Linked DNA regions of Homo sapiens: all the other regions are linked to region 1. Evidence: chromatin loops called from intact Hi-C (ENCODE). Cell type or tissue: Panc1. All regions are shown on one strand.

Region 1 (8,000 bases):
TTTCATCCTTCCTGTGTTTTCTCCTCCTCCTCTCTCAGGTTTGTGATCATCCTCTCTCCTCACTTCCTGTACAACAAAGAGAAAACACAGAACTGGGAGTCTGGTTAAGTGGCAGAACACAGCTGGAATGTTGATGTGGCTTTGTGTTCACAGCAGGTGACCTTGGGTGGGAAGTTTGACTCTCTGAGCCTCAGTCTCCTCACCTGTGAAAAGGGGATGATGATATCCTAGTCCTGGTGTTGCTAGGTGGTGCAATAAGCTGATGTAGGTGGAGGCGTCTCAGCTGTAAGGTGGAGCAGCTGTTCCACAGTGCAGATCAGAGGGCAGTCCATCCAGCAGGTGTCATCTGCCTCCTGCATTCATTTTCTCCACTTCCAGAATAGCCCGATTTTTGCCTGAAATCCCTCTCTGCCTCTTACCTGGTGGTTAGAATAAGGCAGGTGACCCAGGCCTAAGCCAGTCAGAGCATAGGATTCTCCTGGGTCACGCAGGGTGGCAAGTTGGCTTGAGCTGGTCCAGACAGAATGAACCTCAGATGCCCGAAAAGAGTAGAAGTAAGTGTGAAAAAGCTGCTGCCATCTTGTGACTACAGGGCAGGGCCAGAAAGTGGAATGGGAGCTGAGAGATGGGGAGACCTGGGAACTTGGGATTTACTGAGTCTCTGAACCCAGCTCTGACTGAAGCCAGAACTACTCCTAGAGTTTTCAGTGACAAGAGTTAAAAATCTTCCGCTTTTGCCCAAGTTAATTCGAGTTGGTTTTCTGCCCCTGAAACCAACAGTCCAGACTGACACATTCCTTCTCCGAAGTCTACTATCTTTTGTAATAATGGAGGGAAAAGAGAATGGTTATATGCAACCACAGATGGTTAGAGCTGTACAGGCCTTCAGGATGATCCAATTCTTCCTATTTGCTTGAAGCATGACTTCCTTGGGCCTTAGGGACTTTTGCCTTCATAGGCCCCTTCCTCCATAAAAATATTAAAAAATATATTTTGGCACTGTGTTAGTATAAAGACAAACATACTCCAAGACAGATTGTATTTACTTACTTTTCTAAAAAATAAATTAAAATATTTCCTTGGGCCTTGGACAAGATGCCTATGTACTTAATGGATAAATCAACTCCGGCGGTGTTAACTTTTCTTGCTTGTATACTTTTTTTTCTTTTTTCTTTTCTTTTTTTTTTTTTTTTGAGATGGAGTCTCACTGTGTTTCCCAGGTTGGAGTGCATGGGCGCAATTGCAGCTCACCGCAATCTCTGCCTCCTGGGTTCGAGCGATTCTCCTGCCTCAGCCTCCTGTGTAGCTGGAATTACAGGCACGTGCCACCATGCTCGGCTAAATTTTTGAATTTTTAGTAGAGATGGGGTTTCACCATGTTGGCCAGGTTGGTCTTGAACTCCTGACCTCAGGTGATCCTCCAGCCTCGGCCTCCCAAAGTGTTGAGGTTACAGGCTTGAGCCACTGTGCCCAGCCTGATGTATACATTTTTGTCATGGGCATACATTTGTGATGAACAGTTGGTTCCTAGGGCAGGCACATCACTCTTCAGCTGATCTACAGCACATATTAACGGCCACATCAATGAAGGCCATTTATGAATTAATAGAACAGGTATAACAATATTATGGATCCCGGTGGGTGAGGGCTCAGACTAGTGATCACTTCCGATTGGCTGAATGCATTTGTGGTCTGATTAGGCTGAATGTGATGGGGATGGAGTGCACAGCAATGCTTACTTCTGATTGGCTGAATACGCTTGCTGTCTGACTGGCTGGAATGTAACAGGACGGCACTAAAGAGCACTGCTCACCTCCGATTGACTGAATGCACACGTGGTCTTGTTGGCCTAAGTGTTAGCCAGAGACCCACAGACTGCAGGCTGAAGAACCAACCCTCTCATGAAATCATGGTGGTTGTATCAGAACAGAAACTTCTCATTTGTGTCGATAAATCTCTAGCATAAAATGTCGCCAGTGCAATTCTGTCTGTAAAGGTAGTGGAAATCCACGAGCGTTTATGTTGCACAGATGACCTCAGACCTGTCCTCCACAGAATGTAAGCCTCCAGAGTGTAAGCATCTTGCCCTCACTGACTGTCTGGATGCTGCCTTGGGGACCAACAGCCTTTGCAGGCCTGGGGCTGGGTCCGACTTCAACTCCTGGTGGATCTGGGCTGCCAGAGCTCAGCGGGTGGGAGAGAGCTCCACGTTCAGCTCCATCGTACCCCCTTTCCCATGCCCCCAAAGCGCCTCTCTGGCTTTTCCTGAAAAGTCCCACACTGAGGCTCTGGAACTCTGCCATTGTAGGTGGAGCAGGGTAAGTGTAGACCACGGGAATTTTCAAATATTCAGGAAGAAGTAGCCCAGCTTAAATAGCCATGAGGCTTAAGAGTGGGTCTGAAGGTGCGCCCCGGACCAGCAACATCAGCATCAGCATCAACAGAGGACTTGCTAGAAATGCAGATCCTCAGCTCTCACCCCAGACCTGCGAATCACAGCCTCAGGGAGGCCCGGGAATCCTTGTTTCAACAAGCGCTCCGGGGGACGCCGATGCACGCTCAGGGGTGGGGACCTGCGCTCTGTAGGGTACCTTCCCTGAGAACACAGTTTTTTCCTTCCTTTGGAGGAGGATTTTCTGTGACAGCTTTGCTGACCCGCACTCCCCGCAAACAGGCTCCCGGGCCGGCTCTAGCCCAGACAGACAGGCCCTAAGACCCCATCGGCGGCGGCGCACCGGGGGTCCCACTAGCCCAGGAGAGCTGAGAATCCCGCTATAGCGTCCCCTTTTAGCGCTCTCCACCAAGCCGAATAGGTCAAAATCCTTTAAGCGTTTTGGCCTTGACTTCTCTTACTGAGGCGGCAGCGATAGCTAACCTGTTGTTTAAGAAGCTCCCAAGGCCGCGCTGCCGCGCTGTGACCACGCATCGGAGGGAACACGTTTTCCTGCGGACGGTGGATCCCGGGTCGCGGCGCGCGCTCCGCAGCCTCCCCGCGCGGCCACTAGATGGCGCTGTTGCACTTTCCTATCGGCTCCCGGGGCGCGCCCGCCTCCTGGCTTCCCGCGGTCCCACCAGAGTCCCCGAAGTGTAAAAACAACGTGCCGCTGTGAGCCGAGGCCGGTCTCACTGAGATGCCCGGGAAACGATGTGCAGCCAGGAGGCTTGGCCGAGAGGGAACGCTGACTGCGGGACTGTGGCTGCAGAGCCTCTCAGGGCTTTACACGTCTCCCTCTCCACGCCCCGCACGCTGCCCCCACTGAAGCCCAAGCCCCTTGGGGTGGCAGAGTAGGACTGCAGGGCTGGGCATGTGCGTGAGGGGTCTGCGGTCGCTGAGGGAGCAGAGCAGGGACGGCAGGGTCGGGCCGGGGCCGAGGAGACGCTGGCTGCAGGGGGCTGCGGGACACACGCAGCAACCACGGCCTTTCCAGCAGCAGTCTCCTTGGAGGATGAGGCCGTAATGGCGATAGTAATAAACACAGGGCGGCAATGAGAACAAACGCACTGAGCCCTCACTGCACCCCTACTAGGGAGGGACTGTGGTGTCCCCAGTACACAGGTGGGGAAGTGGAGGCAGGATTCCAAACCAGGCCTCTGATTCCAGGGCCTCCTTGCCCCAAGCCAGAGACCCCAAGGTCTGCAGTAGAGGTCCTAGGAGCTGTGGTGTCCCGATTGAGGGGGCTGCCCCAGCCTGGGGCCTTCTTGGGATGTGTCTCTCCTCATTGGCTCCAGGGGCAAGGAGGAGCCACGGGACCCAGGATTCCCGACTGTTCCACCCAAGGCCCCACCTCCTCCCTCAGCGCAGCTTTGCAGGCGCTGGGGCTCCCAAAGGACGGAGCTTTGAATCCACCTGGGAGGCTTAAGAGAAAGTGCTGAGTCCCCCATGCCCTACCCCTGAGACTGCTGACAGGCATCGCTGAGGGCTGCAGCTTTGGAATCGGGCATCTTCTGAGGAAGAGAAAGGCACCACAGCCACGGCACAGAAGACTAGGTGAGGGCAGTGGGAAACCTCTGCACCAGGGCAAGCGGTCGGCCAGAGCCGACGTGTCCATAGGGACCAGATGGAGAGGGGGAGGTGGATGAACATGAAATACGAGTGCAGGAAATTGCTGTGTAGACAGCACCCCTGGAGCTGAGCGAGGCTCCCGGCAGGGTCTCCTCTCAGTGACTGGCGCTCCGCTCACCTAATTGCTCAATCTGGGATGCCTGGGAGCTGCCCTCGCCGCTTTCTTGCTGCGTGTTCTCGGGCAAATGCTTCAACGAGCCCCTCAAGACCACCCCTCAAATGCCCCGCTCCTCAAGCCTCCCTCAGCTCTTGCTTTAGTGTTCCAGAAACACACTCTAATTCAGGTTTCTGGTTTTACTTTCTCATAGGGCTCTGTGTTAGGGCGTTCGTGTATTGTTAGAAAGAAATACCTGCAGCTGGATAATTTACAAACAGAATGAGTTTAATTGGCTCACAGTTCTGCAGGCTGTAGCGCATGGTACCAGCACCTGCCTCTGGGTGGGGGCCTCAGGAAGCTTCCAATCATGGCGGAGGGCGGGGGGTGGGGTGGGAAGCCAGCATCACAGGCGAGAGCAGGAGCAAGAGAGAGGGAGAGTGTCACACACTGTTAAACAACCAGGTCTCAAAGAGTCACCCACTGTGGTGGGGACAGTACCAAGCAGGCCATACCCCCGGGATCCGCCCCCATGGCCCAAACACCCCCCACAGGACCCACCTGCGACATTGGGGTTTACACTTCAACATGAGATTTGGAGAGACAAACAGCCAAATTATATCAGCCCCCCCAGTTTACTGCCTTAAGATTTTTTTTTTTTTAATTTAAGAGATGGGGTCTCACTCTGCTGCCCGGGCTGGAGTACAGTGGTGCAATCAAAGCCCGCTGTAACCTTGAATTCCTGGGCTCAAGCGAGCCTCCTGCCTCAGCCTCTCTAGTAGCTGGGACTACAGATGCGGGACACCACATTCAGCTAATTAACTACTTTTTTTTTTTTTTTTTTTAAGAGATAGGATATCACCATGTTGCTAAAGCTAGTGTTTTAGATCTTTTTGAACTTCTCCCTTACAGCTTTTAACAGTTTGTTATGACCCATCTACTGGTGTGATTTTTGGCCTGTCTCTCTGCCTCCCCCTCCTCCTCCTCCCTCTCCTCTTCCTCCCCCTTCTCCTCCCCGCTCTTCTCTTCCCCCCTCCTCCTCCTCCTCCTCCATTTTCTCCTCCTCCTTCTCCTCCTTCAGGCTGTAAGCCTCCTGAGACTGTCAGTTTTGCTCCCCACTGTGATAGGGCCTGGGGCAGCTCCTGAAATCCAGTGGGACTTGAGAAAATTGGAATCAGCCCTCTCCTGGGCCCCAAGCTGGTCCCCACCCATGCTGCCAGCTTATGCTCTAGTGGTAGAACATTCTCTCCCTCTGCCTGCAGTTACTCAAAGATGAGATTTACAAGCAGACTACTTGGCCGGGCATGGTGGCTTATGCATGTAATCCCAACACTTGGGAGGCTGAGGTGGGCAGATCACTTGAGGCCAGGAGTTCGAGGCCAGCCTGGGCACCATGCAGAAACCCAGTCTCTACTAAAAATACAAAAATTAGCTGAGTGTAGTGGCGCCCGCCTATAGTCCCAGCTACTCGGGAGGCTGAGGCAGGAGAATCACTTGAACCCAGAAGGCAGGGGTTGCAGTGAGCCGAGATCTGAGATCACACCACTGCACTCCAGCCTGGGTGACAGAGTGAGACTGTCTCAAAAAAAAAAAAAAAAAAAAAAAAAAAGCAGAGCTTTTATTTGGAATTAATTTTAAATTGACAAGAGATGCAAAAATGCAGATAGTACAAGGCGCTCCTGTGTACTTTTTATTTCAGCTTGCTTGTGTGTAATTTTTTTTTCGGAGCCACTGGAGGGTGAATTATATGGAACATGGCCCTTTGCCCTTCAGCACTCCAGTGGGTATTTCCTAAGAATGGAGATAACCTCTTATGTCATCACAGTGCAGTCACTGACACCAATTTGCATTGATACAATACTTTCATCTCATCTACTGTCCGTATTCTAATTTTGCCACTTGGTTTAATAATGTCCTTTGTAGCATCCCCCCTCCTCCATAGTAGATGATCCAGTTTAGGGGCAGATGCTACATTTAGCTGTCATGTCTCTTTATATACCTTGATCTGGACCATTTCCGCAGCATTTCTTTGTCTTTTATGACACTGGCATTTTCGAAGCATATAGTACTTCTGCTTTTAAAAAAAGAACCTTCTTTATTTTGTGTGTGTCCGATGAGTCTCTGTAATTATGCAGGAACACAGAGCAGACGATTTTATTTCTTCTCAAGGTATCCCATGTGAAAGCAGATTTAAAATCAGAACCGTCTTGAAATGCCTTCTCATAGCACAAGCTATTAATATTTTCATTTCTCTTTGCTACCATGGGATCTGTGCAATGCTGGAACGTCAGGAGATGGCTCTCTTTCAATGTGGACTCTGAAAAAAACTCATTTATTCTCAGCTGTGGTTGAAAGACCTTAGTAAGCCTCCTGGCTTCGAGCAGGAAGGCCGGCTTTAGGCATGAGTGATGCTGGCAGTTCCCACCCTTCCCAAATGCCATTTTCCCTGTCGGTACTGGCCGGGCTGCGCTATAAAGTCGTCCCCACAGAGCGGCTGTGGCTGGGAACAATCGACCTTTTACCTCCGCGGTGGTTTCGCTACATCGTTTTGAAAACACTCCAGTGTGCCGTAGCACAGCGGGGCTTCCAGGGAGACGGTTGGCAGGCTCCCTTGCCCTCTGGGCCACCTCTCTGCACTTGGAGTGCTGCTAAAATGCCGATGTCCCAAGAAGAGGGGACACCAGAAGCTATTACTGGCCATTGGCTACTGAAGATGGCCTAATAACTGGGTGTCCCTGGGGAGGATGGTGGAGAACTGGACCACAGGGGTGCATGGTGCATGGTCTCTGGGACTGATAGCAGCGGTGACACCCTTGTAGACATCCCTTTCTGTGTGGCCCTCACTGGTCCCAGAAAGGAAAAAAGACATATCCTTGTTGATGCTTTAAAGCGTCCATTGAGAAAGCAGCCAGAGGAGGTGGAAAGAGAACCACTGTTCGCTGTTCGAGTCTTGGGTTCAAATCTTGGCTCTGCCTCTGGTGAGCGAGGGGTTTTAACCGCTTCTGTGCCTCTTCGGTGTCCACAGTTTGTGGGGACGATAGAGGGAGTGATCTAGGGAACAGACGTCGTGTCTGCTTACAGTCAGAGCTTCCACAGTGCAGTGCGCCGCCTCCTCCTGCCTCTGACTACTCTGTACTCCCTCAGCATTGAGATGGGGAGGCTACGTCACCATGCCCCAGATATGGAAATAATTGTCACCAAGAAACACCTTATCCTAATTACAGTTTCCTGCAAAGAAGAGGCACATTCATAAGAGGAAGCACCGGGTTGGTCAGGGTGATTGGGTTGGTCAGTCAGGGTGATTGGGTTGGGGAAAATGGGTCAGAGGTCTTTATTGTGCCTTCCGTGGGATGGAGCAGAGAGGCAGGGCAAGCAGTCTCAGGATTGGCAAATTTGAAGAATTTCCAGGCTCCAGGGCATCCAGGGTGTCCCTAGTTGTCTGGCACCTGGCCCTGGGGTGATCAGGGTGGATGGATGGTGGCTCAGGAGGGTGGGAACCTAATGAAGGAGGATGCTGGAGAGGGTGTGTGAGATCAAGATTTGTTTGTTTGCACTTGAAAAACATACTTGGGGGTGGGGGGCAATTTGTTGACTCTCTTAGGAATCAGCTATCGCTGGAGGGGCAGTCCCTTCAGGGTCAGCAAAACCACAAATGTCATAGCATCAGAATACAGAAATAAAAGAAATCAGAAGACATGTTTGATATGGGTACTTCCGTCCCCTGCGAGGAGTACGTTCTAACTTTGGACAGCCCCTCAGGAGGCTGCTCTCTGGGTCCCCAAGGCTATGGCTTTGTTTATGGTCTTCTAGAATGCATGCTTCACTGACACAAATATAAACTTC
Region 2 (8,000 bases), 240 kb after region 1:
AAGTCTTGGAAGTCCAGTGTCATAGATGAATATTTATAAATTGTTCAATCATATCAGACATTTATTATTTAAAAATAGATGGATTTTTATTTTTTCTCTACTTCCTATTTGTTTTCTGGAATGCCTCCTCCTCCCTATCCTTTGCTTACTTTGAATTATTCTTTACAACTTTAAGTACCTTGGAATGATTTTTGAATGCCACTGTATTCATCCCCACCTTTCCAAATGAATGAACTGGCAATATATACAAAGTAACTATCACAGTATCCAGCACTCAGTAAGTCCTCAACACACGGTGGCTCCTCTCTCCTCCCCTTGGGTAATCTTGGAGGAGAACTGGACCTCTAGTTTGCACTGTTTAAGCTCAATATGCTAAATGAAATTCAGAAACATGTTGCTTGTCATTGCCCTTCATAAAATATTACTGTCATTTTGGACAAATGGCTCAGAGGACATCTGGTTATTCTCTGTGAGTGATGATGATCTAGTAAAGCAATGGCTATTTGCAGAATGACTCCAGGCATTCAAGAACAGTGGATAAGCAGAAACAACAGTGGCATCAAGAGAATACCAGAGATGAAGGGGGCAAATATCTCTGAACTTTTTTGATTTAAATAGTACTTCCCTTCAGAAAAATGCTTTGTTGAACCAATGCAAGGTTTTACAACTCTACTAGTTAATTGGATAATGAATCTGGAGAGCTACTCAGAATTACCACTTTGGAAAAAACAGAAGATACCAACTCAGTTCAATGAATTAACTTACTTTATATCGTTAGCACAGCACGATACCTTATGCATTGGTGAGTCCAAACCTCTCATTTCCTGGATCAGGGGGACTGAAGATCAGAGAGGTCACAAATATTTAAATTTGGAAATAGTGAGTTAGGCATCAAATGAAATTCTTTCAATTTTTAATGTTCCTTCTGAAGTGGGATGAAGACCCTGGAGTCAGTTTTCATAGGAGACTGGAGAGTGACTTCCAATGGGGTGGACTCTGGGCTGGTCAGCCTTCCTTCCGTCTGGTTGTGGGGTCAGAAATGAAGAGACTCCAAATACCTTCCCCTCAGGAGATGGTGGCACAAGAGAGACAGCACCCTCCTAAGATCACCTCCGGCCCCACTAGGTCACCTTTGCAATTTCATTAGCTCCAGGCTGTCTTGTTCCATTCAGATTTACAGAAATTTTAGATCTGGGATTTGGATCAAATGGCAGAAGCAAGAAAAATTCATTTTGAGTGTTTTTTGAAACCAACTCTGTAACAATTGAATATATTTGATGTAGAAGTTGTCACCATCTAGACTGATGTCCTCATCATCAAAGGGCAAGAGCAAATGTCTCTAGGTTCCTGTGTTGTCCATTTGTTTCCCGCTCCCTTTTTAAAACGGCCTTATGGAAGGACACCTTCTTCTTCCTGTAGGAATGGGCCACAAGCTTCAGGTAAGAGCCTTCCCTGACTTCCCTCAGCCACCAAGTGGAAGCAGTGTCTTACTCTCAGAACCCACATGGCATTTTATCCATGGCATTTATCCAGCAGGGTGTCCCTTTGGGAGCCTGTCACTTTTTATTCTGCATGATAGGTGACTGTGTCCATGCTACATTTCCCATTGTAGAGGATGAACCCCTCGAGGATGTGTCTTTGATTGATTTACCCTTGAATCTCCCACGGTACAGTATGTCCATGCAGTAGCGGCTTTAAAAAGTATAACTGGAAAGCATTTCATCATATAGTATTGTGGGGCTGCCTGAAATAAATTGATGAGCAGTACTGAAAACCACACAAATCTCAGTACCCAGTCTTTGCTTCACGGTGACGAGGATGATGCATGCACTGTAGACTTTAGCTTTGAATCCCTGCCTAGGACATTCGGCCCTTCTGTAATGATTCTGGTCAATCTGGCTGCTGCTCAGTGGAACTACATCTGGTGCACAAGAAGGCACGTACTAAGTGCTCAGCAAACTTGGGCTGAGTGACCAACTTGGTGGATAAAATGTACAAGAAACCAGTATCTCAGAGTGAGCCTGAATGAGGCACAGCAGACTGGTTTAGGTTTTATCAGGCCACATTAAAAGTTGCCAAGTCTATGAACTTAAACCAGTAGTATGCTGGTAAGTGTTTAATAATCAGCTTTCTGAAAAAAAGGGCCTGATTTGTAGCATTTGCTGATTCCTGTGGTGTAAATATACCCTCCATGGTTGATTTCATGCTACCAATGTGATGTCACTGGCCTTAGAGTCCGGAGCGGATACATGTGATATGGGCTGTCCTCCAGCACACCTCTGGCGAATCTTTGCCTTTTCAGGGCTCATAAGGTGGTGCTGCTGCAATGATGGTGACCACAGTTGGGTGCACTCTAGGAATTCAGATGATCTACATCCAAATTCCGTGGCTACATCAAGCCATCCTTCCAGCAGGTTGGATCAGTGTGTCTAAGTTCTTTATCCTCCCAGCCATGGAGCATTATTTTGGTAATATTTAATTCTGCTTCTGTTACCCAGACACAGCAGATATGGTGCCTCAGACCTCAGAATTAACAGCTAAACATTTAGTAAGGAAAGCTTCCTAAACTCTGCACCAGGGGTTGAAATGCAAAGAAAAAAATAAGTTAAATCAGAGTTTTAAAGAATATCACATAGGAAGCCAACAGTAGCTTTGCTGAATTTGAATAGGTGTGTTAAAAAAAAATCAACCAAATTCCATCAGTTTGGATACATGCTGGCAATTATATGGGTATCATTAAAACTGTGGAAATCCCCACGTAGAATTGCTGCTTGTCCTCATTCACTTTCATGCACACTGTCAGGAGGGGCAAAAATGCTTGGGAGTGTTCAATGTACTAGGGGTTATCAGAGCATGCAATTTGGAGTAAGACACTCTTGAATTCAATACCTGGTACTCTGACCACTTGCCTGACCAACCTCAATGTGCTTATCTATAATGTGGGTATAATCATAGTAATAATATAATAAGCTCCCTGAGCAATTATGAAGCTTAAATGACAGCATGTGTTCAAATCACTCAGTACACAGAAAGTCCTAATTGCTGAATTGGCAATGCCTCCTAACCCTAGGTGCCTCATGATATTTTCCTGGTTAGCTGTGCTTAGGTACATTGTCATTAACCTAAATATTCATGTTTGTGAAACAAATTATATCATCCGAATTGATGCTTACAGTAATCCTGTGACATAGAGAATGGTCTGATTTATTTCCATCCAGTAAATCAAGGTGCTCCCTGCGTGGTATTGAAGTATGACGCTAGGATTCTTTACTTAGTCCTCTTTCTGCCACCCTCTGTTCATGTCCAGGACTTACCTGTGCTGCTCCAGAAGCTGGGATTGCCACAGAACAGAGATTGCATAAGCTAAACTCTTCTAGGAACCAAAGCAGAAGCTCATCAAGAGAGTTACCACATTTTTCAGACGTGGATTGTTGTCTGAGAGTGTTTAGGAGGTAAAACAAGTGCAAGTTGCCTCACAAGGTCAATTGATAGTTATAGCTGGTGGCAGAGAATCAGATAATGTTGCTTTTCCTTTGAATTGTACTTTTCTTCCAACTGTCCCGCATGGTTCACAATCTACAGTTGTGGGGTGATCTCATTTATAATTCCAATACATGATGAAGTTTGTATTGTTATCTGCTGATCCACAGAAAAAGCAAATTAACTGAAGGCCTAATAAAAGGTAACTTGGCTGGGTACAGTGGCTCATCCCTATAATCCCAGCACTTTGGGAGGCCAAGGTGGGAGGATTGCTTGAGTCCGGGAGTTTGAGACCAGCCTGGGCAACCTAGGGAGATTCTGTCTCTACAAAAAATTAAAAAAAAAAAAAAAAAGCCAGGCATGGTGTCATGTACCTGTGGTCCCAGCTACTTGAGAGGTGGGAGCATTGCTTGAGCCCAGGAGGTCGAGGCTACAGTGAGCTACGATTGTACGACTGAACTCCAGCCTGGGCAACAGAGTAAGACCCTGTTTCAAAAAAAAAAAAGAAAAAAGGCAATTCAAGCTACACATAGTGGCTCCCTTCCAAAGAATATGTTATGAAAAGAGGGAAAAAATGAGAGTGGGGAAACCTGAAAACTCTGCCTCAAGGCCAGCATCCATGGTGATAAGCCATGCTGATAGTGCGTACCCTTGATATGATGTCATGAGAATGGGATTTTACCTCTGTGCTCTTCTTCCACAAAACAAATAACCTCTATCTAATCGTGAGGAAAATAGCAGAAGCATTCCAACAGAGGGACATTCTACAACACCCCTGACCAGTACTCTTCAAAACTGTCAAAGTCATAAGAAATAAGGAAAGTCTTGAGACACTGTCATAGCCCAGAGGACCTGAAGGAGACATAACAGCTAAATGAAATGTGGTGTCCTGGATGGGATCCTAGACCAGAAAATAGACACTAGGTAAAAATGAAGGAAATTAGCATGAAGGATTGACCTTAATTGATCATTATGTATCCATATTGGTTAATTAATGATGACAACTGTGCCCTACCAACAGAAAACATTAACAATAGGGGTAACTGTGGATAGGGTGCATGGGAACTCTTCGTACTATCTGAAGTTTTTCTTTAAATTAAAGCTATTTTATAATTAAAAATATATTTTTAAAAAGGCAATTGAGCCTAGAGGCTTGCTTTATTAATTTATTTTCAAGACTCAAATTAAAAGCTATAATTATGAATATAAAACTATTGGGAAATAAAGAATTTAATATATAGCCCTTGATTATATTCTGTTGACAGTCCAGGGGAAGAGATGGCAGCAAGGGGGATGTGTAAAATGAAAGGGAAGTCAAAGGTCTTATAGAGAAGACAGGAGTATGAGACTGAGACCAATTCAGGGGCACAGAGGGAAAGAGATATGCCAATCACAAATGCAAAATCTAAACAGGCATTGGACACGGGCTCAGACACCGATTCCAACATGTAAAAGAGTAACATAAAAAGCTATAGAAAATGCAATGTGGAGGCAGCATTATTTCCATTTTGTGTCTACTCTGTTCGTGCTACTCAAGCCCAGGTTCCCACTGAGGTTATTTTTTTTTTAATTTTTTTTTTAGACAGAGTCTCCCTCTATCACCCAGGCTGGAATGCAGTGGTGCGATCTCGGCTCACTGCAACCTCCACCTCCCAGGCTCAAGCGATTTTCCTCCCTCAGTCTCCTGAGTAGCTGGGATTACAGGCATGCGCCACCACACCTGGCTAATTTTTGTATTTTTAGTAGAGATGGGGTTTCACCATGTTGGCCAGGCTGGTCTCAAACTCCTGGCCTCAAGTGGTCCACCTGCTTTGGCTTCACAAAGTACTGGGATTATAGGCGTGAGCCACCACACCCAGCCGCTCCATGACATTTCATAGCTGTAGTCAAAATCCTTACTGGCCATGAAGCTGAGGGTTGTTGTTCCAGTGGCCAGAAGTTTTCTAATTCTGCATTGCATAAGCCCTTTACAAATAATGCTTTATAGAATAATTTAAACATTCATTTGAATAAACACAACTTACAACAACTTTATAACAAAAACAATAATAAAACTGGAATCTCAACTGTTGTCTAACAAAATTAAAGGGAAATAAGAAATGAGCACTCTCATGCTACAAGAACAGACTACTGAAAACCTCAGCTTATGCACATAGTATTTTAAAGTTGGAAGGGACCTTAGCTGTAATATTTAGCTTGCAGTCTTGGTAGTGTCAGGAACATATGTTAAATTGGAATACCGGGTGCCTGAGTGTTTCAATGCCTCTGGGCTCCCTTCACCTTTCATTAGGAACAAGGTAGCACACTTTTCATTATCTGCCGGGGCCTCAGTACGACTAGAACTAGTAACAGACAAAAATGTCAACAGGCTTGCATTTGAATTTGTCTTTTTAGGCAGTGGTTTTATAGATTAATCATTGAAAATGACTCTTGCTTATCTATGACATGTGCTCTCAAAATATTTTGTATTTGAACACTTTCATGGATGCTATTTAGTTTGTATTTTTCTTTTTTTCTGAGAAAAGAAACATATGCCCTTCCTATGACATTTCTATGAATTTTCAGCTGCTAAATCATACTGTTGAATGGAATAACTTTTTTCTAAATATTTTTCTAAGCGTGCTTTAACTTCCCTTCTCTTTGGATCAATTCCTGGCTTGTTACATAGCATTGATGCCAAGTACTTATTTTATTTTATTCTAAGTTAGTTTCTCTATGTTTTGGATTCTATGTTTTCTTTCATTCTCTCTGGGAATGTTTTATTTTCTTTGAGTATACTATATTTTCAAGTAATTTTAAAAGCTTTTGTGTTTTCTGCATGCCTAAAAATTTTATTTCACTCATTCCTGACTGATAGTTTGAATAGATATAGAATTCTGGTTTAAACTAACGTTCTTTCATAACTGTTAAGACATGACTTCATTATTTTATAGCAGTTAATTTTCCGATAAATCTGATGCCAATCTGATTCTAGTGTCTTTATAAATATATGTTTCCATCTCTCTTATATATTGAAGACAGTTTCTTTATTCTGGGATTCTAGATTTCTTTACACTTTTTCATTTATCCTGCTTAGCATTAGATGGACTCTTCCAATTAGAAAGTTCAAGTTTCTTTGATAATTTTGTAGGTTTTGATGAATTTTTTCTCTCTAACTTTAAAAGAGGTGGCTATTAATCTTCATGGATGGATCTTCTATTTTGTTTCTTTTCCTTTTCTTTATCTTTGGACCCATTTTATGAAGATTTCTTAGAGTTTATATTCTAATCCTACATTTATTTTGTTATATTCAGTCATGATATTTTTAATTTTCAAGAACTCACTTAATCCCTGAATGTTTCTGCTTTTGTTTCATAGATTCAAGAAGTTTGGTTGTTTTTCCCTGGGGATACTAACAGCTCTCTTCTGTTTCCTGAAATCTTCCCCTTGGGGTTAAATGCTGGACATTTGTTCATCTTAGCTCTTCTCTTTCACGCTAATTGCTTTGTTTATAGACCCTCTGATTCTTGGCCATCCGTTCAAATTTATAAATAAAAAAACATGCTGGTGAGCACAGTCCTCTGGCTTGGCTTTCCTGTGATACTGAACATTTCTATTCCTGTACACAGGTGTCTTTTTCTGTTCAGGCTGCCTTTAAAAAATGCCCTACACTGGGTAATTTATAAACAACAGGATATATTGCTCACAGTTCTAGAGGCTGGGAAGTCTAAGATCAAAGTCAGCTGATTTGGTGTCTGGTGAAGGCTTGTTCATCATAGATGGCACCTTCTTGCTGTGTCTTCAGATAGTGGAAGGAGTGAACAGGCTTCCTCAGCCTCTTTCATAGGACAGGGCTCTCATGGCCTAATCACCTCCCAAAGGCATTACCTCTTAATACTATTGCATTGAAGATTAGGTTTCATTATAGGAATGTTGGGAGGATACAAACATTCGGGTCATAGCAACAGGTCAATATGACAAAAGAACAGCTTCTCTTGGGGTATGTGGGGTTGAAGGAGGAGACACATTCTTCCAAACACCCTCCATGCTGCAAAATGGGGAGCTTTGCAGCAGAGACGCATCGCCCATCCCAGGAACAATCATTCTCTCCTGGTCACTCACTCACTTGCTATTAGGGTACAGTCCCCTGGTATTAGTCTGGAAGTCATGAACCCTGATTCCAGTGGCCCAGAAATTGAGCAGGAAAGTCTCAGTGTTTGAGGGGGGCACTGAACCACCAGCCCCTGCCCATGTGCCCCTTTTCTCTCCTGTTCCTTGAGTTTCCATTCCAGGAAAAGTGGCTTTAACCTCTCCTCTAGTCTTTCCATGTGCCAATTAGGACAACAGCATTTTCCACTGTAAATTTTGTTTTATCAATATCTAATTTAATTAATTTAATTTCTGTTCTCCAGATTTTTAAAAAACTTAACTTATTTATGTTATGCTGACCTCCCTATTGTTCCACCCTTATTTTCTTTTTCTTTTCTTCTTCTTTTTTTTTTTTTAGACTGAGTTTTGCTCTTGTCACCCAGGCTGGAGTG
Region 3 (8,000 bases), 340 kb after region 1:
GGGTTCCTAGGCTGCTGGCATTTTAAAACCACCACTGTATTCCACCTCCCCTTGGATAACACGCAGAAACAGGCCAAGAAGAAATTACCTGCTGTTGGTTATTTCTATTTCAAATGAATACTAGCTGAACATTTACTAAATGACATTGTCAGGTTTCAGCAAAAGCGGCCTGTAATAGTTGGGTGAGGACAGGGAAAGACTTTGAAATGGGCAGAAAAGATTACGGGATGTCCTGCAGGTTCAGTGTGCTTTGGCCTATTTTTCAACTGTCTAAATTTTCGCCGCCAAAGTCGCCAAAACCGCCTTCGCCGCAGCTGCAGCCAAAGCCTCCTCCTCCTCCTCTTCCTTCTCTCTCCTCCCTCACCTCCTCCTTCCTTCTAGGAAGCTTACTGGAGTGAAACTTGAACGTTTTCAAAAAAAAATCATTAACGCAAATGATTCTTGTCCAAAGAAACAGAAATAATAGAAGTGTGAAGGGGCGTGGGAGGGGGTTGAGATGTGCCGCGTTCAGGCCCGGGGCACCGGCGAGGGTGGGCGTGTGAGCGGGGGGTGGGGGCGTTAACGGTGTCTTCTCCCCACAAATGAAAGAGAAATAGTAAATTCTCCTGCGGGTGGCGAATCAGGAGGGAAGGTGGAGCCCACAATCTTTGCAAACTCTCTGGGGAGCCAGGGGTTGGTAGCTGGGAAGACTTGGGTGGTGACCCTGGGGGAGGGGAAGGGGCCGGGGAGCGGGGAATGGGGGCAGCCCCTGGGGAGGAATGGGAGAGGGAGGAGGACGCCAGGGGCACAGGGACAGCCTCCGGGGCGGGGCGCGGCGCCAGCCTAGCCCGAGGATGGAGGCTGAGGCCGCCTGTTGAGTCACAGGTAAGGGGAGCCGCTCTGGCCAGGCCCAGGGCCGCCCTCGTTCCTCCCGGAGCGCAGCGACAGCTCCTCCCCGCGTCTCGGGTTTCAATGGCTGGGCCTGCCCGAAAGCTCTGGGCCCCCGCGTCCCAATTTTTTCTTTATTTTTGAAGGATAATATTGCTGGACATAGAATTCTTTGTTGACATTGGTCAGCTCTTTGAATATGTCATCCAGTATCTTCTGGCCTCCGTGGTTTATGGTGAGAAATCAGCTTACTGAGGATCCTTGAACATGACTTGTCTCTCTCTCGTGCTTTCAAGATTCTCTCAACAGTTTGATTATGATGTGTCTGACTGTGTATCTCTTTGAGTTTACTCTACTTGCAGTTTGTTGAGCTTCTTAGATATGTAGATTGATGTTTTCCATCAAGTTTGGGAAGTTTTGATTCGTTATTTCTTCAAATATTCTTTCTATCCCTTTCTCTGTCTCCCTTCTTTCTGAAGTTCTTCTAATCTACATCTTGCTTTGTTGCTGATGTCCCAAAGGCCTCCAAAGCTGTGTTCATTTTCTTTCTTCTTGTTCTTCAAACTAGATAATATCAATTGACCTATCTTCAAGTTTGCTATACTCTCTTCTGCTTCTTCAAATTTTGTGCTCAGCTCCTATAGTGAAATTTTCATTTTAGTTGTACTTTTTAACTCCAGAATTTCTATAAATTTTTCAAAAATATGTAATTTCGATCCCTTTGTGAATATTTGCATTTGGTGAGACATTGTTTTCATAATTTACTGCAGTTGTTTAGACACACATTCTGTTAGCTCTTGGAGCACATTTAAAATAACCAATTTTAAAGTATTTTCTAGTAAGACTAAAGTCTGTACTTTCTCGGAACCGTTTCTATTAGTTGCTTAATTTCCTATTATAGAGCCATACTTTGTTTCTTTACATGCCTTGTAATTTCTGTTGATGACTACTTAAAATAATACATTGTGACACCTCTTAAAATCATTATCTCCCTCCCCAGAGTATATTGTTGGTGCTGCAATTTTTTAGCTGTTTTGTATATTTAATAATTTTTTTGAACTAATTCTACAAAGTCTGTACTCTTTGTTACTTGTGGCAACTGAAGTCTCTATTTGGTTAGCTTGGTTGTTGAGTAAGGATAGGACAGAGATTTCTGTAAATACCAGAAACCAGTAAATCTCCAAGTCAGGTCAAATACAGACAATCTTGCATGTGGAGTCTTCCAGAGTATTACCAGACAGGTCTGACGAGACAGTTCCGAAAGGACAAATCTTTGGGAATGAGGCTTTAAAAACAGCTTCATTCTGCTCACTCTGGTGGCTCCAGTACCGCTCCAGGAATGTGGGGTGTCATTTTTCAAGGCCACTGCAGGAAAGGAAAGTGAGGCATGAGAGTGAATCAAGGTAAAATGCCACAAAGCTTACTGTTCTTATTGAGAATTGGCTGGTTTTCTTAAATACATGCTTCTTGAGTTGCTACAAGTCTTTGGTCAATTTCTAGAGGTCAATTTCTAGAGTTCTGGAAAAGTTGATTCTAATAATCTTTGCCAACTTTCTCCTTGTTTCTGTGGAGAACAGAAGTTTTGTTAGTCTTTATTTCCATCATTTATGCTGACTTCACTCCTTGATTTTTAAAAAATTAATGATCTAAATAATAGTCATATCTCTCTGTATGAAGAACAGAGTGCTCTGGAATATGATTTTTGGGGGGGTTCACATCCTGGCTTTGCTACTTACGGGTTTGTGGCCTTTGGCAAGTTACTTGTCTGTGTATCAGCTTTCTTTTATGAACTGGGCATATTAATAGTACTCATCTCATAGGTTGGTTGTGACTATATAAAATGAGTTAATATGTGGAGAGTTCCTATAAGGATGCTTAGTACAGAATAAACATTTGGTGAATCTTACCTGTTAAAACAGCTACTCTAAATTTTCACTACAATTCCACACAGTTGATAGGCCGCCGCCTTCTTCCTCCTCCTCCTCTTCCTCCTCCTCTTCCTCCCCTTCCCTTCCCCTCCCCTTTCCCTCTTCCTCCTCCTCCCTTTTCCTCTCCCTCTCCTTCTACTTCTTCTTCTGCTCCTCTTCCTCTTCCTCTCCTTCTTCCTCCTCTTCCTCTTCTTCAACCGAGCTACCCAGGCTGTAGTGCAGTGGCGCTATCTTGGCTCACTGCAACCTCCACCTCCTGGGTTCAAGCAGTTCTCCTGCCTCAGCTTCCTGACTAGCTGGGACTACAGGCACGCACCACCACGCCTGGCTAATTATTTTTTTTTTTTTGTATTTTTAGTAGAGATGGAGTTTCACCTTGTTGACCAGGCTGGTTTCAAACTCCTGACCTCAAGTGATCTGCCCACTTAAGCCTCTCAAATTGCTAAGATTACAGGCGTGAGCCACTGCGCCTGGCCCTGATAGGCCAACTTCTAAACTGAGATTGATAGAATTATTTACTGAAGTCACAGAGGTAGTGAGTAATTGATTCAAGCAACCTTGAAGAGTTGCTGCATGAATTAGAGATAATGTGTAAAATTTTAAGCTCATACTTAGATGCTGCTCATTCAATGGGAACCAGTCCTACAAATTATGGCTCTAGTATTTTCTCCATAGTGGGTGAACAGTACATAGTTCCTTGACTGTTTAATTTTTTTAGATGAGTATATGTATTTATATTTAAATGTATCTTGCAGTTGCATGAGGGTTTTGCTGAAACTTTTCTTCTGTTCAATATCCAGGTTTTGGCAGAGTTCAAAGACTGGGAAGCAAAGTTCAGCCATGTTGGGCCTTTGGGCTCATAGATGAGCAAGGGTACCCCAATATGAGGGCTCAGCAAATTCTGGAACTTATCAGTTCTGAAGACCTTTAGAGGAGAAGGAGACAAGTAAAAGGTATTTCAAAGCACAGTGAATGGGATAAAAGCAGGGATCAGGAGTAGCTAAAAATGGAACAGGTGGCTTACATAAATACCAGCTGTGCATTATGGTCGATTTTATTGCCAGTTTGTAATGTTGTCCATGGCTATTTTACAACAGTTTTCTTTATTCCTGACATTGTTGTAAATCTTGCTGTAAAATTGCTCTAATGCAGCAGAAAGGCTATGAAATGAAATGGGAACTCCAAGGATCAGTTGATTGTAGTGGAATGGAAGGGAGGCTGAGGATGCCTAGAGAGAAAATAAAGGAAAGCTGGGGGAAAAAATTAGTGGGTCAAATATCTCATTATGTATGAGAATTTGTCCTCTTAAGTCAGTTTAATTGTGAGCAAGAGCAGATAGCACTTTTAGGATGAATCCACCAGGTGGCACCATCGAAAACATTTCTTAGAAGGCCTCTTTGTCTAGATTCTTAGAAGAAGTTAGTAAACCTGTGATTTTTAGAGGTGGAAACAATACTTCTCATTTTTGGAGGGGGAATGCATGGTGTGTATTATATTATCTTCTGTACTTTTTGTATTTGTGTGTATATATTACAGTTCTAAACACTGAATAGACCCCTTTCTCAAGAGATACAATGTCAACTTGGGAACTTGGGTCAATTTTGTAGGGCAGATTTGAGCCAAGCATCCCAGATTTAGGGATATATATATACACACACACGCACATATATGTATACATATATATGTATATATGTGTGTGTGTGTGTATGTATATATATACATATATATATATATATATATATATTTTTTTTTTTTTTTTTTTTTTTTGAGATGGAGTTTCGCTCTTGTTGCCCAGGCTGGAGTGCAATGGCGTGATCTCGGCTCACTGCAATGTCTGCTTCCCAGGTTCAAGTGATTCTCCTGTCTCGGCCTCTCGAGTAGCTGGGATTATAGGCGTGCGCTGCCAAGCCCAACTAATTTTTATTTTTAGTAGAGATGGGGTTTCTGCATGTTGATGAGGCTGGTCTTGAACTCCTGACTTCAGGTGATCCACCCACCTCAGCCTCCCAAAGTGCTGGGATTACAGGTGTGAGCCACTGTGCCCGGCCAGGGATATATTTTTATACCTTTTGGTTAATATTAATATACTTTGGGTTTTCTTCTCCTTTCTTAGCCTGGGAATATCTAAGCCTTTATCCTTTTAATTTTCCTTTTTATCATCTCTGCCCGAGAGGTGAAGAGGAGTACTAAGTAGCCCTCTCTACTTCTCCTCCCAGCAGCTGGCCGCTGGCTCTGCCTCTACCTGGTCCCTTCCAGGATGTACTTCCGAAGTGGTGGAAGTAGGGAAGGCTCTTGAAGGGAGATACCCATGATTCTTAAAATTATGCACCAAGACACAGCACAGAATCAGAATCCGAGAAAGTTGGATTTCTGGCCCATTCTGCCTCTTTCTTTTTAGCTCACTACTTAATTCAAGGGTTATTGCAAGGATTACAAAAGGTAACGTGTGCAAAATGCTCAGTATATGGCCTCGTACATGCTAGGTGCAGAATGCATGTATGAAAATAATGTTTAATAAAATGTGTATTAAACTAATATCTTTTCAGCAGGAGGCCAAATAGGCTTCTTGTCCACCTCAGATTTTTTTTTTTTTCCCTCACTTTTTTAAAAATCAAGGAGGATGTGAGGAACCAGGAATTGAGATTTGGCATTAATCTTCATTCTTGTTGCCTAGGGTTGGCCTTGCGTATTGGCAATGAAACAGGCTATTTTTGACATTGAGTTGTCCAGCATTCTCTAAGGTGAGGCTATGTTGCATGTTGGAAAGATTTAGCGAATAACAGAGGCAGGCTCCACTCGTTTCCCACTGGGAAAGGCAAGAGCAGCCTGCACACAGAGCCCCTCTGAGGGCAAAACTCACACTGCATGCTGCACGTGAAAACTGCAACAGGGAGTTAGAGATGCCCGGGGCAGTTGTGATTTTCACTGTCCATTTATCTGTAATCATTTTTGTAAGGAAGATTGATGGATGCCGGGGGGTGAGGGTGGGCGGAGGAAGTCACTGCTGCATAGTGATGCACAGAAATTGATATTTCATCAGAAGAAAGCTCTTGATAGTTGTTTCCCTGGCAAGCTGGAGATGACGGACAGTCTTTACTAACTGAGTTGTTTATCCTTCCTATCAGGTATGTAGTCCTGGAGGGCGCTGCTTAATGAACCAGAAGTCCTGCCTCTTAAGTACCTCACCAGCTCAAATGTGTGCATGTCACCTTGGCGTGAATCGGAGCAGGCGCTGGTGGATACCGTTTGGAGGCATGCCAGCAAGGAGCTCCTTGTGTAGCCTGCCTCTGGAGCCTCAAGTTCAACTTCCATAGGGCCAAAAGGGGAGTCGGGCTGGGCAGAAGCTCCTGAGAACCAAAGCAAATGGTCTGAGAGTCTGAGAGTGTAGTGGAGGTAACGTGTTCGTGTCCTCTCTGGCTGCATCACCCCAAGTCCTTGCAGACTCAAGTAGCCTATTTGCAAGTTTAAATAGTTTGAGTCCTGGCCGGTAACAAGAATACTCTACAGTGGCCCAGAGTCAGGGATATAGAGTGGCGACTACTTGGCAGAACTGGAGCTTGCTCAGATGAAAAGATAAATTGTACTGGTTAAACGAAGATCAAGTGCAGGGTCTGGACTTTGTTTCTATCTTTCATGTGGACTCTATAAGCACCTACACACAGCATTCTAGAAACACTGCTCCCATCCCTCCTGTCTCATGTCATCCTCCCAATTCCGGGAGTTGGGGGGCATACTCTTTCCCTGTGTCATGTGAGAAATTCCTTTCTCATGGGAAGCAGGTGGCATTCCTGGACTCTCCTTGGCCTGGCCGTTGGTAAGCACAGGAATTCAAGGTGTCTGAATCTCTTGTCAAAGGTGGGCTGTAAGGCTCCAGAAGAGGAGGACAGAAAGTGCCTGCAGAGCTCCTGCCTGAGGCCTTTGGATGGGCCCTGCTGGCTTGCCGTGTGTGTGTGTGTGTGTGTGTGTGTGTGTGTGTGTGTGTGGTGTCGTGCTTATTTGCCCCAAATGAGGCAAGAGAGCAGTGATCAGGTGTCTCCCCAGCATCTAGTTTCATGAAGACAATAGAAGTGGGTCGGATCAGGCCTGCTGCCATGCTTGGCTTGCCCATGTCTCCTAGGATTGGCTGCCTGGTGGCCATCCCTTTGCCATCCCCTTGACTGCCCTGTGAATGATGTCCACTCTGAGACCCCAGGCCACTCAGAAAAACTGAAGATTCTCAAGTTCAGGTGCAGTTAGGGGGCAGGTCCTGGTGGTGGGGGAGCTTTGATGTTCTGCAGTTGGAGGATCCTCTTTCAGAATAGTAATGCAATTTGTGAATTAATAAAATTAGGTATGCAAGAGGATATGTAGAAAAGAAAAATCACAAGCTACACAATTTTTAAGTTGACAAAACTACGAACATCACAAAATAATATGATATTTTAAATTAATTATCTGCCTGGAATACTCTGTCATTTTTTTTTGATCTTTTGCCTGCATCGTCTTTGATAGCAGTGTTTTTGATATTGCTTTTTATAGAGAGACTCAAGATAATGGAGTCTACTCTGTTGTGGTTAATTAAACATTTTTTGGTGTTATTCATAGTTTGAGATGTTTCTTTTAGCTTCTCAACCTGCTATACAGATAAAAAGCACTTTCATGTCAGGTAAATATTTAGAATTGTTGCCAAATTTTAAATTTCCTCCATCAATTTTCTTTCATATGTCATATATGAGTTGTGAGATTTGGAAGGATATTTCAGACCAGCTTCTGTATCTATTTTTTTCTCTAATCACATGCTACTGGTGGTGTGGACAGTAGTAGCACATGACCATATCAGGACATGATCTATCTTGGTGTCATGGCTCTCAGTGAGTCTGCTTGGAGGGTAGTAGAAGTATCCCTGGACGTCATTCCTACACCAGGACAGCAATAACTTAGCTCTCCAAGGAAGTTACTGTGAACCACATGCACATATTCTACTCAAGTCAATGTGCCCCCAACTCAATTTGTCCTTAGCTAGACCCCAAAAGTTCTCATGGGGAGTCTCACTCCCCTTCCACTTAACATGATGGAAGGCCTGATTGGAGGGGGGCGTCAGCAGTGGGAAGAGACACAGCCTTCACTGATTGCAGCTAAAATGTCTTACTTTTGAAAATAGGACAAAAACATATGACCATGTGCATATACTGCTGAAGCCCCTCCCTGGGCCATGCAAGGTGCCTA

The links. Hi-C counts contacts between places; a loop is a spot of excess contacts. Peaks named below come from ENCODE experiments on the same cell type or tissue, not always from the same donor. Only the 100,000 strongest peaks of a DNase experiment are listed, where the experiment ranks them.
Region 2: it touches region 1 in a loop (2.4-fold over the local background); 5 of 110 quality-filtered maps call a loop at or near these places.
Region 3: a loop joins it to region 1, with 6 times the contacts of the local background. A loop is called at or near these places in 6 of 110 quality-filtered maps.

The regions. Positions count from the first base shown.
Region 1 is chr15:98,416,797-98,424,796 of GRCh38, reverse strand. It overlaps LINC02351 (long intergenic non-protein coding RNA 2351), which reads left to right and starts at 3,799. Exons shown (of 3, transcript NR_146567.1): 1 at 3,799-3,988. RefSeq lists enhancers at 2,065-2,640, 2,844-2,953, 3,218-3,793, 7,857-8,000. In Panc1, CTCF peaks have their summits at 2,774 and 3,005 (motif pointing right); no DNase peak of the experiment used is centred here; H3K4me3 peaks cover 1,420 bases.
Region 2 is chr15:98,181,551-98,189,550 of GRCh38, reverse strand. No RefSeq gene overlaps it. Among named protein-coding and RNA genes, the nearest start is that of LINC01582, 97 kb to the right of the region's middle. In Panc1, no CTCF peak of the experiment used is centred here; no DNase peak of the experiment used is centred here; H3K27me3 peaks cover 1,261 bases.
Region 3 is chr15:98,081,370-98,089,369 of GRCh38, reverse strand. LINC01582 (long intergenic non-protein coding RNA 1582) reads left to right here and starts at 617. Exons shown (of 4, transcript NR_120325.1): 1 at 617-672; 2 at 3,596-3,748; 3 at 5,470-5,536; 4 at 5,921-6,391. In Panc1, CTCF peaks have their summits at 3,907 and 4,108 (motif pointing right); a DNase peak (open chromatin) is centred at 4,149.